Regions from separate parts of the Mus musculus genome. Here region 1 is linked to region 2. The links are chromatin loops, found by intact Hi-C in ENCODE. Cell type or tissue: left cerebral cortex. All regions are shown on one strand.

Evidence for each region. Peaks named below come from ENCODE experiments on the same cell type or tissue, not always from the same donor. Only the 100,000 strongest peaks of a DNase experiment are listed, where the experiment ranks them.
Region 1: it touches region 2 in a loop (2.1-fold over the local background); 5 of 42 quality-filtered maps call a loop at or near these places.

Annotation. Positions count from the first base shown.
Region 1 is chr8:48,296,813-48,304,812 of GRCm38, forward strand. Tenm3 (teneurin transmembrane protein 3) reads right to left here. Exons shown (of 27, transcript NM_001145937.1): 13 at 3,943-4,159; 14 at 2,782-2,901; 15 at 1,974-2,235. Among named protein-coding and RNA genes, the nearest start is that of Gm51531, 11 kb to the right of the region's middle. In left cerebral cortex, no CTCF peak of the experiment used is centred here; a DNase peak (open chromatin) is centred at 4,110; H3K4me3 peaks cover 652 bases.
Region 2 is chr8:48,523,425-48,531,424 of GRCm38, forward strand. All of the region lies in intron 2 of Tenm3 (teneurin transmembrane protein 3), which reads right to left. Among named protein-coding and RNA genes, the nearest start is that of Gm39178, 130 kb to the right of the region's middle. In left cerebral cortex, a CTCF peak has its summit at 4,204 (motif pointing left); DNase peaks (open chromatin) are centred at 4,209, 7,335 and 7,715.

The DNA of each region.
Region 1 (8,000 bases), 230 kb before region 2:
TGATGGTGGTGACTTGTTTTACATTTACCCATTTATCCCCTGTCTGGGTGGGTTGGGTGGGTTGTGAATGGAGGTTGGGGGATGATCTGAGGGAGTTGGTTCTTTTCTTCTGCCATGTGGGTGTTGGTGATCAAATGCAGGCTGTCAGCTTTGCTCAATGAGCCATCCCACCAATTTCTATCCATCTCTTTGGCTACTATGCTGCTGTCACTCATTTCTCCTCTTCTTTCTCCAGTCTCACCACTCTGTGGAGACAGTCCCCTCACCAGTGCTGCTTCTGGCTTACTCAGGGACTGCCCTCTGTCTTGAACTTGCCACTGTTCATTCAGATATTTACTGCACTCTAGTGACAGGGTTTGTGTCCTGGTCGTCTTTAAATCCTCCTTGGGTATTCCGTACATCACACCTACTGTGTGAATGACTTGCAAAAAGACTACATCCATTCATGGACTTGTTGCCTATTTGAAACACATTGCTGTGGGTAGATTTCGCTAGAAACTGTCAACCTCTGGACAGATATTGCTTCTCAGTAAGGCTATTATAGAACTAAGAAGTTACGAGTTACAAGGTAGACCCGGAGAAGGAAGTATCAAATCGAATCACGGTGAAGTTCCCAAGCATCCGGTCAGAGCTGACTTGGATGTTAAAATCTCCATAGTGTCACTTCCACAGAGTGTCTGCCAGGAGAGCCTTTTTATAACCTCTACGTCTCTGTCTAGCCTCTTGCCATCTCTGTCTGCACTTCCTCATCTCATCCATGTTACAAGTGCATCTGCGAGCCAGACCCCCAAGATTCCTACCCTTAATGTCAACCACACCCTGGACTCACCCGCAACGTATCCACTGACCAGTGCCACCTTGGCAGAGAGATCTCTTCTAGCTATCACAATATAGGATTCCCACTTCCACCCACTTTACCCTGCTTCAGATGTCTAACAAGCCTTATCCTAAGTTGACGCGTATTAAGGGTTCAGTTTCTTCACTCCTTGGTTGTTAAGCTCGTAGAGAGCAAGTACTCTGACTGCTTTACCACTGGTCCCCACTTATGACTGCTATAGAACAAGCACTTCAAACATGTTTGATGAATGAATGTGACAATGCTGGTGTGTGTGCTTGCGCTTTAAAGATTATGCTATTATTTATTATTGTTGCTGTTATTATTATTATTATTGATGTAGTACTGAGATTAAACCTATTATTATTATTATTGATGTGGTACTGAGGATTGAACCTAAGAATCACACACGCTAGGCAAGTTCTTTATCAACGAGCAATGTTCCCAGCCCCCTTTACTACTGACATGGCTGCTGGAAACTGAATTCTGGGTCACAGGGAGAACAGCTAATGCTCTTTAGCAGCTGAGGCATCTCTCTGGCCCCATCTACTTTTTCTTTTGAAACAAGGTCTCACTAGGTTGTCCAAAGGCGGCTTTGAATTCATTCCGTAGCCTGGAAAGCCTTGAACCTGAAACGCTCCAACCTCCACCTCCTGAATGTCTGGAGTTACAGGCCTGCACCATTGGCCTTGTTTTGAACCACACAGTCTTACTTTGCATTTCAGAAGAACACTCATTACTGTTGTACCTAATGCCCTGCCTTTAAGATCTGAAAGTTATTTCTAAACACAGGGGAAGGAAACCACCTCTAGGTGTTTCAGTAGATAAATTGAATATTTAACATGACTGGTTCTTTAAAAGTTAGACGGTTTATTCCCGTGGAGACTAGAGCATTAAGAGATAAATTACTAGACCTTAAAATGTGATAACTAACTTTTTTAGGTAACACCTTTAGAAAGTTCATGTTTCTTGTCAAGTCACCTTTTCCAAGACATTTTTTTCCACTCTAGGACACACATCACATGTTACAGAAGTAGGATGGCACTAGAATCCTGAAAGTGTTCAAGATTATTCTTTGCAAGCCACGACTGGTGATGCTTCCATGTGAAGATGCTGCCTGCCCGCTGTAACAGCTTACCTGTGTCTCGGGGATGATGGGGCTGTCCTCAGGGGAAGACCTGAAGAAGGTGGATAACGGTGAAGACACAATGATGGGACTTGGCCTCACAAAGCCACTGAGGTCACAGCTGGGAATGTCGTTCTCCTCTTTCTTCATGACAAGGGTATCCATCACATAAAAGACATTCCAGGGAATCCACACAGTGTGGTACTGAGTGAGGAATGGGGAACGCTCAAATACCAAAGTCAGAGAAGCGCCACCATTTGCCACCAAGTCAAACCTAAGAACGGACAAGATGCACTTAGTATGACTAAGTTAGTGAGCCGCCACCTTACAATGACCAATGCTCTCCTCAAGTTAAAATGATTCACAATTAATCTTTCCTCCTAATTGTGATATGAAACAGTTTCCAACCTCTGCTCAAATGGAATTACATAGCAAGCATTTAACCATCCTTTCTCTAGTCACCGAGCTATCTATTTGCATTTCCCTAACTTCCTATCTATTCTTTGGAACCATCTGAACTCAGTTGCAGACAGTAAGAAACATCTCCAATAAATACTTCAACACAATTCTTCAAAGACAAAAAATATTCTCTGACAGGACCACAGTATTCTATCACGCCTCAGAAAACGGGATGAACTTTTATGGCAAATGAGTACATGGCTCTCAGCCTCTGCTTCCTGCACTGTCCTGGGTTTTTAAGAGTCTGAGAGTTGTTGCCTTTCTATTAAAAAAGACAATACAACATGACGGGTGATGGGTGGACGCCCAGCCTCATGCTGAGAATCCTTCCCACGGAGACAGCAGGATGCAGCAGACTCACATTCCATCCTGGCGGGTAATGGTATATCCATATTCCGAGTAGTGTAAAAACGACACGTTGACGCCAATAAGTGGGGTTCCATCAGCTGTTAGTACTTGGCCTCTGATGACGGACGCAAGACTGTGGGAAAAGTACAAAAGACTGAATGAATCTCTGTTTTCCCTGGCCAACATTATCATGATTAATAGATAAGTCAAGCCAAAGGTAAAAATATCATAAACAATCAAGGGCTATTCACAAAAAAAAGAAAAGAAAAAAGAAAAAGAAAAAAAGAAAAAAAAAGCAGATCTGAAATAGCCCCAAGACCATCTTCCTTTAAATTCAGTGTAATTTATTTCTCTAAATGCCTGGTGTTCACCCCGAGTTTTAATTTGCTGCAATCTATTTATTTTGGAGCATTACCAAGACTAGTAATTTTAAAAATTATAATTGATGCCCTTTTTCCCCCCATATAACATATATATGACTTCTAGAAGAAAAGTATCCTTTCCAATGAATTCCAGGGCAATCTGTAAATCTGCTGGGACCACAAAGTACAAGATTTAAGTGGGCAATGAGAAACACGTGTGCAGCAGCTTCTAAGCTGCTCCTGGGGCTCGGTGCATGATTGCCGTCAATGGCTGCAGACCCAGGAGTTCTGCGTAAATCATCTGCCTCTGCCCAGCGAGACGCGAGACACCTGCTTTCAGTTTCTGGTTGATTTTCAGGTCATTACTGCTCTGTAAAACACCAGTCAAACAGCTTATGCAACCTTACTGCCATGCCGTTAGCAGCTCCATTACATTAATTCATAATTATTTAGTGAGCCCAGCTTAAAAAAAAAAAAAAAAAAAAAGAAGTGCACTTCTCTTTGCCTTTTGGGGTCTTTTCATCATGCTTTCTGAAATGTTTCCAACTGGGCTCAAAAAAAAAAAAAATCAGCTGGTTAAATGAAGATTTATTGACTCCTTAACGGGATGTCCTGTTAAATGTCAGGTATTGAAATTGACAAAGTATGTGAACAGTGTCAAAAATGCTCAAAATGGGAAGTTTGATGAAGAATTTTGCAAAAAAGGAAAAAAAAACCACATATAAGCAGTTTTCTCAAACACACCCATCAGCATTTCACACAAAGCCTGCAGAACTGTTCTCAAGACCCTTATGAGGAAAGCAAGCATTAACCTCTTATTGAACGGACTTTCTCCAGGGAGCACGTGGGTGCTATCCGATCCAATCAGGAAACTGATTCGGTCATAGAAGGACTTGGCAGCTTGCTGAGATGGTGTCTGAAGGCTTTGGCTAATGATATCCTGAGGATCAGGCAAGCCACGACAGTAGGGCTGGTTTTGGCAGGAGCTCTGGAGGCAGCAATCAGGATCCATGCAGTCAATGAGTCCGTCTGCAGAGGAAGCAGCAAACCGGTTAGCCGGCTAGCCCGATCTGCTCCGTGTGCCACGCACAGCGTGGGGTGACTTGTGTCTACTGGCGGGTTTGTTTCATGGCAGTTAATTTGCCACTGTGTATCTGATGGCTATCTTTGCGAGGCATCCTTTTGGAAGCCCAATGAAATACAGACATCGTACTGGAATCTGCTTTTACAGAAAGTAAAGGGCTAGATTGAGAACAGTTGAAAGTAATCATGTTTACCATTTATTCCCAGTGAGGAATGTGCAGTACTGATTAGAACACCTTATTAGCAGGAAGGAATCAAGACAGTTGTAAACACAATTATTGAAACTGTCTATGTTTTAGAGAAATGCCCCAGGAGTTCCCATACTAGGCACACAGAGAAAACAGACAGGGACCCTTGTACGTTGAAGCTCTAAAATTCGGAAAAGGACTGCAAAGGGAGAGATGTGAAGAAGCCATCACAAACACGCTAACATAAAGTGGGTGAGTTTAGCCAGCCATCTCCCATAGAAACAGTTCTTCTAAGAAGGGTAAATTACATTCTAGCAGGGAGTAAGGCATTTCTCAAATTGATTTCTTTCTTTACTACCCCTAAAATGCAGTATTATTAAAACAACAACAACAACAACAACAAAATAGCAAATGTAAATTAGTCATAATCATGGAGGTTATAAAAATGTCAACCATGGAACATAGACCTACGATATTCGTGACATAAAGGAGCATGGGTACAGTCACCAATGTCTTCTTGCTAAGAATATTACAAAGGAACACTTGGTGGCTCACAGTCACGCACCACATGACACATTTCTGTTAACAAGGAGCTGCACGCAAGTCAGTGGTCTCAAAAGACCTAGCGCTGCTGCCTGCTAGTGTGACCTGCTTGCCCAGCGCGCTGCCAGTCACAGAAAACTGGGCTGCAAGGAACATGCCATCAAGTACATAGCATTTAATAGCGGTAATAAATGACTATGCTGCTGGTTTATTATCACTTGTTCCATGATATCATTTGCCATCTCTTCAGAGTATGTTCCGTCCGGTGCATTTTACATGATGTGCCTTGCTATGACAACAGAGGTTTCTCATGTCTCAGGATCACCGTCTCTTTAACATTAGGTAACCAGGATAAGCGAACGCTTTAGAGGCCTGGAGCAGTGATCAAATGGTTCGGTGATGCAGGTCTTGGAATGCTTCTTGGGCCTGAATATATTCTGCATGAGGCTTATCACCACCCATGTGATATGCGAGTGGCTGTCAGTCACTGCCATGCCCCCCCCCCCCTTTAAGCCCATAGTCTGATCACCAGTTAAATACATAAAACTGGATCTCTTGGTAACTGTATGTCTTAAAATAGATTAATGAAAACTATTGTGAAGATATCAAACATTCTTGGGTAACTGACAAGACAGTTTGTAGCTACTTTACCAGCAAGGAGCAGGGGATCTTATGGAAAATCCAGATGAAAAAATATTTAGATGATGTCTATATTTTATTTATACAAGTAAAAAAAAACCTACTTTATTTAAAAAGTATCCTAAAGTTTATTTGCTTTATACTATACTGAGTTTGCCCTTTCCTTATCTGATGGCAAACCGAGACAGGAGGTAACAGTGCTGATAAGCTGGCAGGATGGCTCAGTGAGTAAACATGCCTGCTACCAAGGTGTGTGTCTGACCTGAGTCTGATTTCCAGTACCCACATGGTGGAAGGAGAGAACTGGCTCCCGAAAGCTGTCCTCTGACCTTCCCATGCCTGCTGTAGTACATGCATATTCTTCACAATAAATAAAAAACATACTAAATTTTCTCTTAACAAAAGAAATAGATGAAATGTTCAGCCCCGGAGGAGGTGACCAGTAACCCAGGAGAGGTAAGAGTCATGAGATGCACGGGGTAGGACCCTTAGTCACTGTGTCTGCCTGAAGGAGAACAGAGCAGATCTTCTGTTTACTTCAGTCACTCCTGCTTACTTCATTCACTTCCTTGAATCTTCATATCAATATTTAGCTTCTCCAGCTCTCAGACCATGCGCATACGCACTCACACTCCCTTCATCGTGGTCCCGAAATTTCAGGGACTAAAAGTGTCAGGGTGACTTCAGGAGCTATGTGAACACAGAGCCTCTGCCTCTCTGGCCCTGACATCCACTGGGATGAAACATAAGGTTTTGGAGTATGGATGGCTGCAGCCATATTTCTGCCACCACAGGACCTATCTGGCAACTGGTTTGTCCTAGAATAAGCAGAGTCAAAGGCTTTAGCAAAACCCAGCAGGTCATAAACACAGTAGCTGGCCAGCCTCCTTGGGGTCTTTTAATAAACGGCCCTTGGCCTTCTAGAAGCTAAGGCATTCCTTTTTACTTGAAAGTCAATTTGGGTTGGAAGTTTTTGTAATCCCTTGAAACTGGAAGAAGCTGAGCTCATCCACAGACAGCAACTAAAATTCTCTCTGTTACTTCCTTTGAAGTTGGGGGGAAGTGAGTTCAATAGGGGCATTTCCTGACACGTTTATGATGCTGGTCTCTTCTTACATAAGCGTTCTAAAGGACGGTGATAATTTTTATACACATACGAACGAATGGTTCTGAATTTCTGATGAGAGATATCACATATTTTTCTTTACAGGTGCCACTTTTCTGTAGGTACTGCATATTCTGAAGGTCATGGGTTGGTGGCTGTTTGGAGCAGTGCACTTATTTCCTTGACAAACTCTAAAAGCATGTGTTAAGATAATCAAATGAAACTGAGCTCTCAAGTTTCATGTAAATTCATCAAAAATATTTCTTTCCTACTGAAAAAGCCATAAAGATGAAAAATGTATAAATATTTCTTGATATTTCTAATGGGAGAAAGATGAGGCCGTGCTGAGGCCTTATTCTTCATGAGGATATATTATAATAATTATATGATACGTCTTTTTTCCTCTACCTCTCTTGGAATAGAAGCATAGATTTCAAGACCTAGTTCTCTCAAGCAGGAGATGATTAACCTATGCTTCTATGCCATTTTTGGCTTCAAAAAACAAAATAAAACAACCCCTTAAAACCAACTTTAACCATTAAGTGGTGATTTATGACTGTATGTAGAGTTTCTATGGGGCTCTATCTCACTTAGGTGAGTAGCTTTAGAGTGTAACACATATGCTTGAGAGAATAATTAAACATTGCTCTTTTATATTTCTATAGCACCTCCCCACATAAGCCCTCCTCCAGCAGGGCAAGCACTGTCAAATATTACATTTAATCTCCATTAATCTGGCAAATTAAGAGTTACCTGCTCCCATCCCACCACTCCTGCAGTGCCCTCCCTTAGGCAGTACTTGGTCCAGCTGCCCAAGAGGAGCGCTCAGATTTGGCCATCCATCTTTGTTAGTTTATAAAAAGCAAATGTACATCTGGCGTGTAGTCTGCAGGTCATAAAACTGCACGGGATTGACACCTTCTGAACTAATCAGTCGGAAATGCATTTTTACAAGCCTCTCTGCTAACATCCATCAGAGGGAGAATCTCATTTTCAACGGGCGAGATGCAGGGACACACTGTTTGTTATTTTTTTGTGCAGAGTTTATCAGTAACTTGCCCAAGCAAGTGACGGATGGTTATGAATCTGGCTTCCTATAACTTGAGGAGACATTTTTCATTCTTTGTCTGCGTTCACAGCAGAGAGGCCTATCTGGTACCACGAAGTTGATTACGCACTTGCCCAAATGTACAGCGTTGCAAAATTGTCTCTGGGGAAGAGCTTCTTAAAAACCACCGGGATTCCATGGCAGTCTCAAGAATGTTACGGTGGCTCACATTTGGCTGGGATAGACGCCATTTTTAACAACATT
Region 2 (8,000 bases):
AGGAGGGAGAAGAGGAGGAGGGAGAAGAGGAGAAAGAGGAGGGAGAAGAGGAGGAAGAGGAGGAGGAGGGAGAAGAGGAGAAAGAGGAGGGAGAAGAGGAGGAGACACCTACACAAAGAATAAGCATGTTTTTTCATCTTACAAGAATTTGGATAATATTTACAGGTCCTACGAAAATCTTTAGCTGTATGACACGTAAGAAGCTAAAAGGAGGCCCGAAAGATTGGCTTTGAAGATGGAGCTGAGACCCTGCATTAACTCATGCATTGAGGACCTACACTCATAACAGATTTCTTGAGTTGTTTCTATCCCAGTTTGACTTCTTTTAAATCCGACATACTAGGTTACAAGAGGCATCCGATGAGAGGCCATAGAAATAGATGCATTCCGAGGTAATCTCTATTTATAGTTTCTAGAAAGAAATGACAAGAAAGTGTATTTCTCAAAGAATGCAAATGTCTCAGAGGCATCGCTATCCTACCATGACAAGAGTAATACTACACGTAGACATTTTCTAAGGTGAGCAACAAAAATCATAGTAAAATTTTAAAAGGTTACGGAAAAAATAGCCTTCATTCTCTTTCACTGTGACTTAAAAATAGACTGAAGATTCTACTGGGCAAAAACAAAATGTAATCATTTGATCCACTCACCAGTAACACTTGCTGGATTATATTGCACTGTGCTTTCTGCCAGTGTCTATATTATATTGTGTTGATGTAATGTTATTGGAAGGAAACTATAGTCTATGTATATATGTATGTATGTATGTATATGTATATGTATTAATATATACGGAATAGTTAATAAGTGTCTCCTATGGGTAGAAGCACATTAATAAAAGAGTTTTTAATTAGCATTAATATCAAAGGATATATTATAAATTATTATCCTAATTAAAACATGTGTATATAATAAAATAATAATTATCCTTTAAATTACATTTTCAATAAATTCTTCTAGTTCAGTAAATCCAAATAAAAACTACTTTATTATTTAAAATATGTGTATTTTAAAAATTATCTTTTTTCTGCTAAATTCAGTATTGCTTATGAAAATTCAGTGTATAATTTGTGGTATAATTTTCAAATTGAAAGGAACTAAAAGTTTAACTGATGTGAACAGCATTCAAATACAATCAATTAAGATACGGCACCTTTATTTAGAACAATGTTTTGCATTGTACTGATGAGATTTGATTCTGTCCTGTATCATATTAATATTGGAAAGAAGAAAACGAAGAAGCTGTATTGCCTCGGACAGTTTGACACACATTTTAAGACTAACTGAATTACAGTTAGAAGTTATCATAATTATGTATTCATTTCTTTTGTTAACAGTTGTGTATTTTAAATTAGGATGAATATGAAGTCGTGACACACCTTCACAATGAAACTGTATTTCATGATTGCAGATAATGAATAGAATCTAAACATATAAAATTTCAGAATCATCAGGGTAAACTAAAATGAAAAAAATAAAGTGCTGTTTATTACTAAAAAGTGTACAATAAATGAAATATTATAATTTTAGGTTTGCATTTTTGTCTCATTTACAACTCTACCCAAAGCTTAATTCAGAAACCATGTTTTTCTATCTCTTTATTTAAGATGTATTTAAATCTTAACTTAAAATTATCCAAGTCTCTCTTTGAATTATTTTTGGGGGTTATAGTATAAGTTGTCAGTTATTTGCTTGGGCAAAATAAAATTTCTTAATTCAAATCTCAAGAAAAGGATTAGATGATTATATTTTTGAGCATAAAACAACTCTCCAAACAGGTTAAGCTTTAGTGGGAACAAACAGAAATTCTCCAAGCCTTTCAAAACTAATGAAATGAATCAGTACGAACCTCAAAATCACTCCCCTGATGCCCAAAGCTCTCTTCCCTGAAACAATGGCCTCAAGTGACATCACCTGTTATTTGACTATTAAGCCACGCCTCTGTCAGGATTGCCCGGAAATCCATCACAGAAACCCAGAGGTAAAACCAGATGAAGACAATTTCACAAAGTACCTATGTGTTTTATTCTAAAATGCAAAGAGATACTACAGCATACCTGCTCAGAGCACAACTCCTGCTGTCTTTATATACAATCTCCCAAATACAGTCAAAAGGTAAATTTGTTTTTCATTTTCACTAATACTAATTTTTTTTTACTAATAATTCAAATACATATAGGTGGATATATCCTTTGAAAACAAGTTACTTAGTATATCAGTTACTGAAAAAGGACTAGAAAATTAAGTCTCAAAAATTATATTTTAAAAATGCTCCTTTCCCACGTTGGCACAAGGCAATTATAATTCTCAAGAGTGTCACTGGGACCCTGGCCTACTGCATTGCTAGGAAAAATTTCTGGGAACAGTGAGCCCTGCCAATGGCTCCTGCATCCCCACTCCTGACCCGAAACCTTCATTTACAGAGACTGTGATAGTGAAACTTCAGTATTGATTTGACTCCACAGAAAAATCAAGAATTTTCATCCATACAATGTAATTACTGAAAGCTGCTTTATTTCTAGTGCCAATTACACTAAAAAAAAAAGAGCACGGCTGAAATAAGCGAAAGCCATCTTCACAATGGCCTCAGAATTCTGTCATAAGTCAATTCTCAAAACAAAATAATTGCTGATAAAAATATAGCCAAACACGTATCGCTATTATCGGCCATATGCAGGGACTGCGGCACAGATTCCATTTTAAAGTGTCTCCATTGCTTACTTTTGCCCTGTGTACTTCCTGAATGCACATACAGAATTTTAGGGGAGAAGGGTATCTCATGGTCTCCTTCATTTATTTGTAAAAAATAAACAGCATCATAACAATTTCTTATATATTGGAATTCTTATATTCGCTCATCAATCCCTCCACCGTAAGACAGTAGTATTCCATCTAGACATCAATGAGGCTTATTTCTAATTTTGTTGTGGTTTTTTTTTGTTATACGCAATTCCCCACAGAGTGAACGATCAGACACAAAACACCAAAAAGCAAACAAACAAACAAACAAAGACATCCAACAAACAAAAATCTCCAATAATTTATCAGTAGACAGACAAAGCAAATTGATCCCTTGCAAACCTGGGCTCCTGTGTTTATTTATAAAGAATTGGCATAGCGTAAAAATAATATTTTCAACACTACAAATGAGGGTTATTACTTCCATTTCTGAAGCAATGCCTCCCTCAATGCGTTCCTCAAACATTCAAATCCCAGCTTAATAAAAACAAATGGCGTTCCTCATTTCTTCAAAATTGCACATTCAATATCATAAGCCTTGCATTTTTAACCAGACAGTAACACTTTCAAATCTAGTAATTAAGTATTCATAAGCCTGAGTTGAGGGGGTAGTGTTTGGGGAGGGAGGACTGACTATGATAAATATATTTATAACTTTCATATCAATGATTTTAAATGCATAAAAATAAATAAAAGGTAAGTTAAGATAACATAGAAGCAGAGCCTAACTAATCCCTAAAAATGTTTTGTGCCGCCTTAATAGATACCTAATTAATTATAAATATGTATAGTATCATTAGAGGATTTTAACATTTTTAGCCATCAAGAATGGTATCCTCTTTTGAACATTAGAGACTTTCAAGTTGGCAAACTAAGAGAGAACCTTTTTATATCTCACAGGAAACTAACTGAACATTGACTATATTAAGTAAACCAAAAGTATGTGTGTTAGCCTCCAAATTCTTTTACTTGCTGAACCTTATAGTTTCCAACTCTGATTTTCAATAAAATTGGGAAGCAGCTAATAACACAGAATTCATTTTTTGAGAAAAATGTTATCAAGCATAATGTGCCAAATAAGAATATATGCAATAAAATTTAGCCAAGATCCATCGACTCAAATGGTCTTCCTTTCTCAAGAAAGGAAAAAAAAACCCACACCTGATTAAGACAATGTGCTTTTACAATTGTGACTTTCTAGGCCTACATGACTGGATAATATTTTGTCTAGTGTGACAATTTTAACGCTAGGAACAAAAAAAAGGGACAATTTAAATTACAACCTATAACTGCATGGCCATAATCTTCAGTCAGAGATCTGTATTTCGTTTATGGCTGAAAAGAAGGCATCTATATCTGCTAGTCAGCGTGGTACCTACAACAATGGTATACAAAAAAAAAAGAAAAGCGACATTATGTTTATTAACTAAATCAATTTTTATACTGCCCTCTGGTGGCAAAGAATCAACTAACTGCACGAGGAAAAGTCTGATTAGGAAAACACGTGATGGGGGGGCTATAAAAAGATCTTGAAAAATAGAACAGCAAAATTTTACACCATATGTCACGCTTCTTCTTTACAGGATATTAATCATTAACCAAAATAAAATTCCAAATATGAATCTCAAATTTTAATTGCTAAAAAGTTAGAAGAATGACAGGAGCAGAAAGTGTTGTCCTCACACTTGCCATTAGATAGTTTAAAGGACACAGAAATAGCCAACGGACTACTGAGAAATTAAACAAATTATGCCCACACATCGGGGCATGGGACTAAATTCCACTGACTTGTTATTTTTAGCATATGTTCATAAAAAAAATAAGCAGGAGATCTGTAACCCTTTCAGTGCTTTGAAGGAGGATTAGTACCGCAATTGTCAAAGTAACTCTGCGCTCTCTAGAATTCAAAACTCTAAGCAGATGAAAGTGTGACAGTATTTAATTTCCACAGAACCAAGCTGACTTAGTTGATAACTGGACTGACATCCGATGCGCTTAGCTCAAATGTGAACTCTCCTGCCTTTGATGTTAATTAATGCAATAATAATAATAATAATAATTATGATCAGATATGTTCCAAAGTTGTAATGTGTAAGTAGTTACTGCATTTGCATGAATCCAAAAATATATATAATTTCTAACCTAATTCAATTTTGCTTTGCTTTGTGCCTAACTAATCACTTTGTATTCTTGGTATTTTGTTCATTATATTTCAGTTCATTTTCAACATCCAGGTTTCAGAATAATAAATAATGGTTTGGGGATATGAAGCTATTTTTATTTATGATCTTGAAAGGCGGGTACTGAAAACACAGCATAAACTGCGGTGAAAATCTGTATATCTTAGCTGTGATGCTGTGTCTCATGGACAAAATTTATTAAATAACTCAGATTTATATTTTCAAAAGTACAATCTCGGAAGCCTATGGAATTTATCCACATTGTTTGTCTTGGAAGAACATTCTAGAATGCAATAGCGAAATGATCCAGATAAGACATCTTAGAGGCTGGCAGAGATCCCTGGAGGGGGCTTTCAGAGGCAAACGGGGAAGGTTCTCAGTAAATCTATATTTCCCCCCAGTTTCTGTTCTGTATGAGCTATTGACTGAAAGAAAGAAACTATACTTGATTATCTTTGTTTGCTTGTATATTCTTACTTAGAATACCCATGGCCATCCTTTTCTTTCCAGGGGTGTCAATCAAAGCTGAAGACTGATTACATCATACCTCGAAGGGAAGGACCTACACAGGAGCCTCTGCAAGGGCCTGAGCATATAACACTCACACATAGCGCAGCACCTCTAGGAACTCTCTGGAAATCTCTACAGTTCTTGTATGTAGTGTGCTTACAGGCTTTCACGAGATCAAAGGGAGGGAACAGGGATCCAAGAAGCACTCTTGAACAGATACAAAGCATCAAGAATTTCAGGGCAACCTACACTACAAGATCTGCCTCAAAACAAAAGCAACTAACAAAGAAGAAAACATGTCAACAAACCAGAGACGTAAACAACCTATGCTAAAATTAATTTTAGAAGAATAGTCACTATCGTATCGACCTTGAAATTAGAGTCTGATGTAAAATTATCTCATAAATATTTCTTTTTCATCTTGACTTTGCCCTAAGATACAGGCTGTGTTCCAGATGGAGACCCTGTAGTATCCGGATGGAGACCCTGTAGTAACTGAACAGAGAGTCTGGAGAAACAAGTCTGGATGCGTCCTAAAAGACAAGGAAAACCTGTTTTGTTTTGTTTGTTTTTTTTAAACATTATCTTCTGGTCATAAAATCTCCATGATATTTGTCAGAATTAAGAATTATGAAGACACTTAAAATTCCATAGCGATGGATTTACAGTTCTGCCTTATGAAACCGTCTAAAGCAGATGCCACCGCCAAGGTAGCAGAGAGAGATTGATGAGCAAGAAAACAAGATGGAGTTGCTGATGGAGCAAAGACAGGAAGAAGAAAAGTATGCTATCCGTGCTATTTTTGATAAAATCATTTTAGGCCAAAGCTCAATTTCTGATTGTGTATTATGGTTTGAATGGAAATGTTGGCTCCTGTGGCTTATGTGTTTGATGTATGGTTACCAGTTTGTGGGTGGCTTAGGAAGGAGGAGAGGGTGTGGCCTTGTTGGAGTTGTGTGGCTGGAGGTGGCTGACCTATCTATCAGGTTGCAAACGTACTAAGCCTAGACTTGTTCCTTCTGCCTGTAACTTGTGGATCAGATGTAAGCTCTCCCCTATGGCTCTAAAGCCATGCCTGCCTGCTGCCATTGTACCCCGGATTCAATGGCCATGAACTTACCCTCTCAAACTCTAAGCAAGTCCCAACTAAACACTTTCTCTCACAAGTGTCCTTGGTCATGGTCTCTTCACAGCACTAGAACAGTAACTAAGATACACTTTTTCTATCTCTATCTCTATCTCTCTCTATCTCTATCTCTATCTATAATCTATATCTAACTTGGTGTGGGCTATATATGTGTGCATGCACATTTATAAATGCACATAAATATAGATATTTAAGGTTTTAGTACCCCAACATTAAATTTATCACATCGTCAGAAACTAAATTTAAAACTGATGAATTTTCCTCTAAACTTTCTCTGAAATCTTATACTAAGTAAACACTCATGAATGTGACATTTACAAATGGCTTTAGAAATCACGTCTCTATGAAACAGATTAAATTGCAAAATGTAGACACTGTTAGCCTTCCAGAAGATTCGAGTGTCAAACTCAATGTCAGCACCTACCCATGTGCACATCAGGGGAATTCTTCAACCCCTCCTGCTAGCAATGCACTCTTATAACACTTGCAATAGCTGATCTACAAGACCATATACATTATCCTTGAAAGACTTGCTCAATTCACTTCTGTAACTGATTTATAGGTTTAAGGAAGCCATGTATAAACTCAGAGTCTCAGATTAGCAACATAAAGCCTGGAGAAATCGCACGTGTGACTGTGCACGCAGTTTGTAAATGTAGAGGAAAAAAAAACTACAATTACTAAAATTTCATGTTCTTAAAAGCATGCATCATTTTAAGACTCAACACTTTCTAGTTCTTAAAAGAAATGAGCACTGTCGAGAAGCATGGTGGCACAGACCTGCTCTCACAGCTCCCCAACAGTGCTGGGTCTGGAGGATCGGAAATCCAAAGTCTACCTGGGCACCAGAGCCAGCTCAAGACCAGGGCTAAGTAACTTGGACCCTGGGTAACTACAAAACTCATGGGGCTATAGGCAACAGTAGAGCATTTGCCAAGCATGTACCAGAAAAACAAAAGAAAGCAGGCAATACAGATTCCTCCAGCATCCAAGACATCATCAAACTGACTTTTACATCTCTATTTCTTCAGGTTTTTTTTCCCTCTCCTCCTCACAACCTCAAATAGTAACTCTGGAATCACATGCTTGGAGCCACCGCCACATCATCTGTTTTGACTGACAGGAGACGTGAGGGGGAAAATGGCTACATCTGTTTTTGAAATCTGGAGAGAGAGGAAAAGGAAAGACTTGGTAGAGAGTAGACAGCTTTAGATAAGAACCATCATTTTACCAAGCCGCAAAACTGGGCAATCTGTCGGATGGAGCACCACTTAGCCGAGTGCAGGTCACTTTGGAGTGAGTCGGGTATTACCCTAGGGCTTGTGTGGAAATGGCAAATGCCAATTTGGCAAAGCAGGAGGTTTGTCATGTGTGCTTGTCTTTAAGAACTTACGTAATTCACACAAAACCGTACCGTCTCC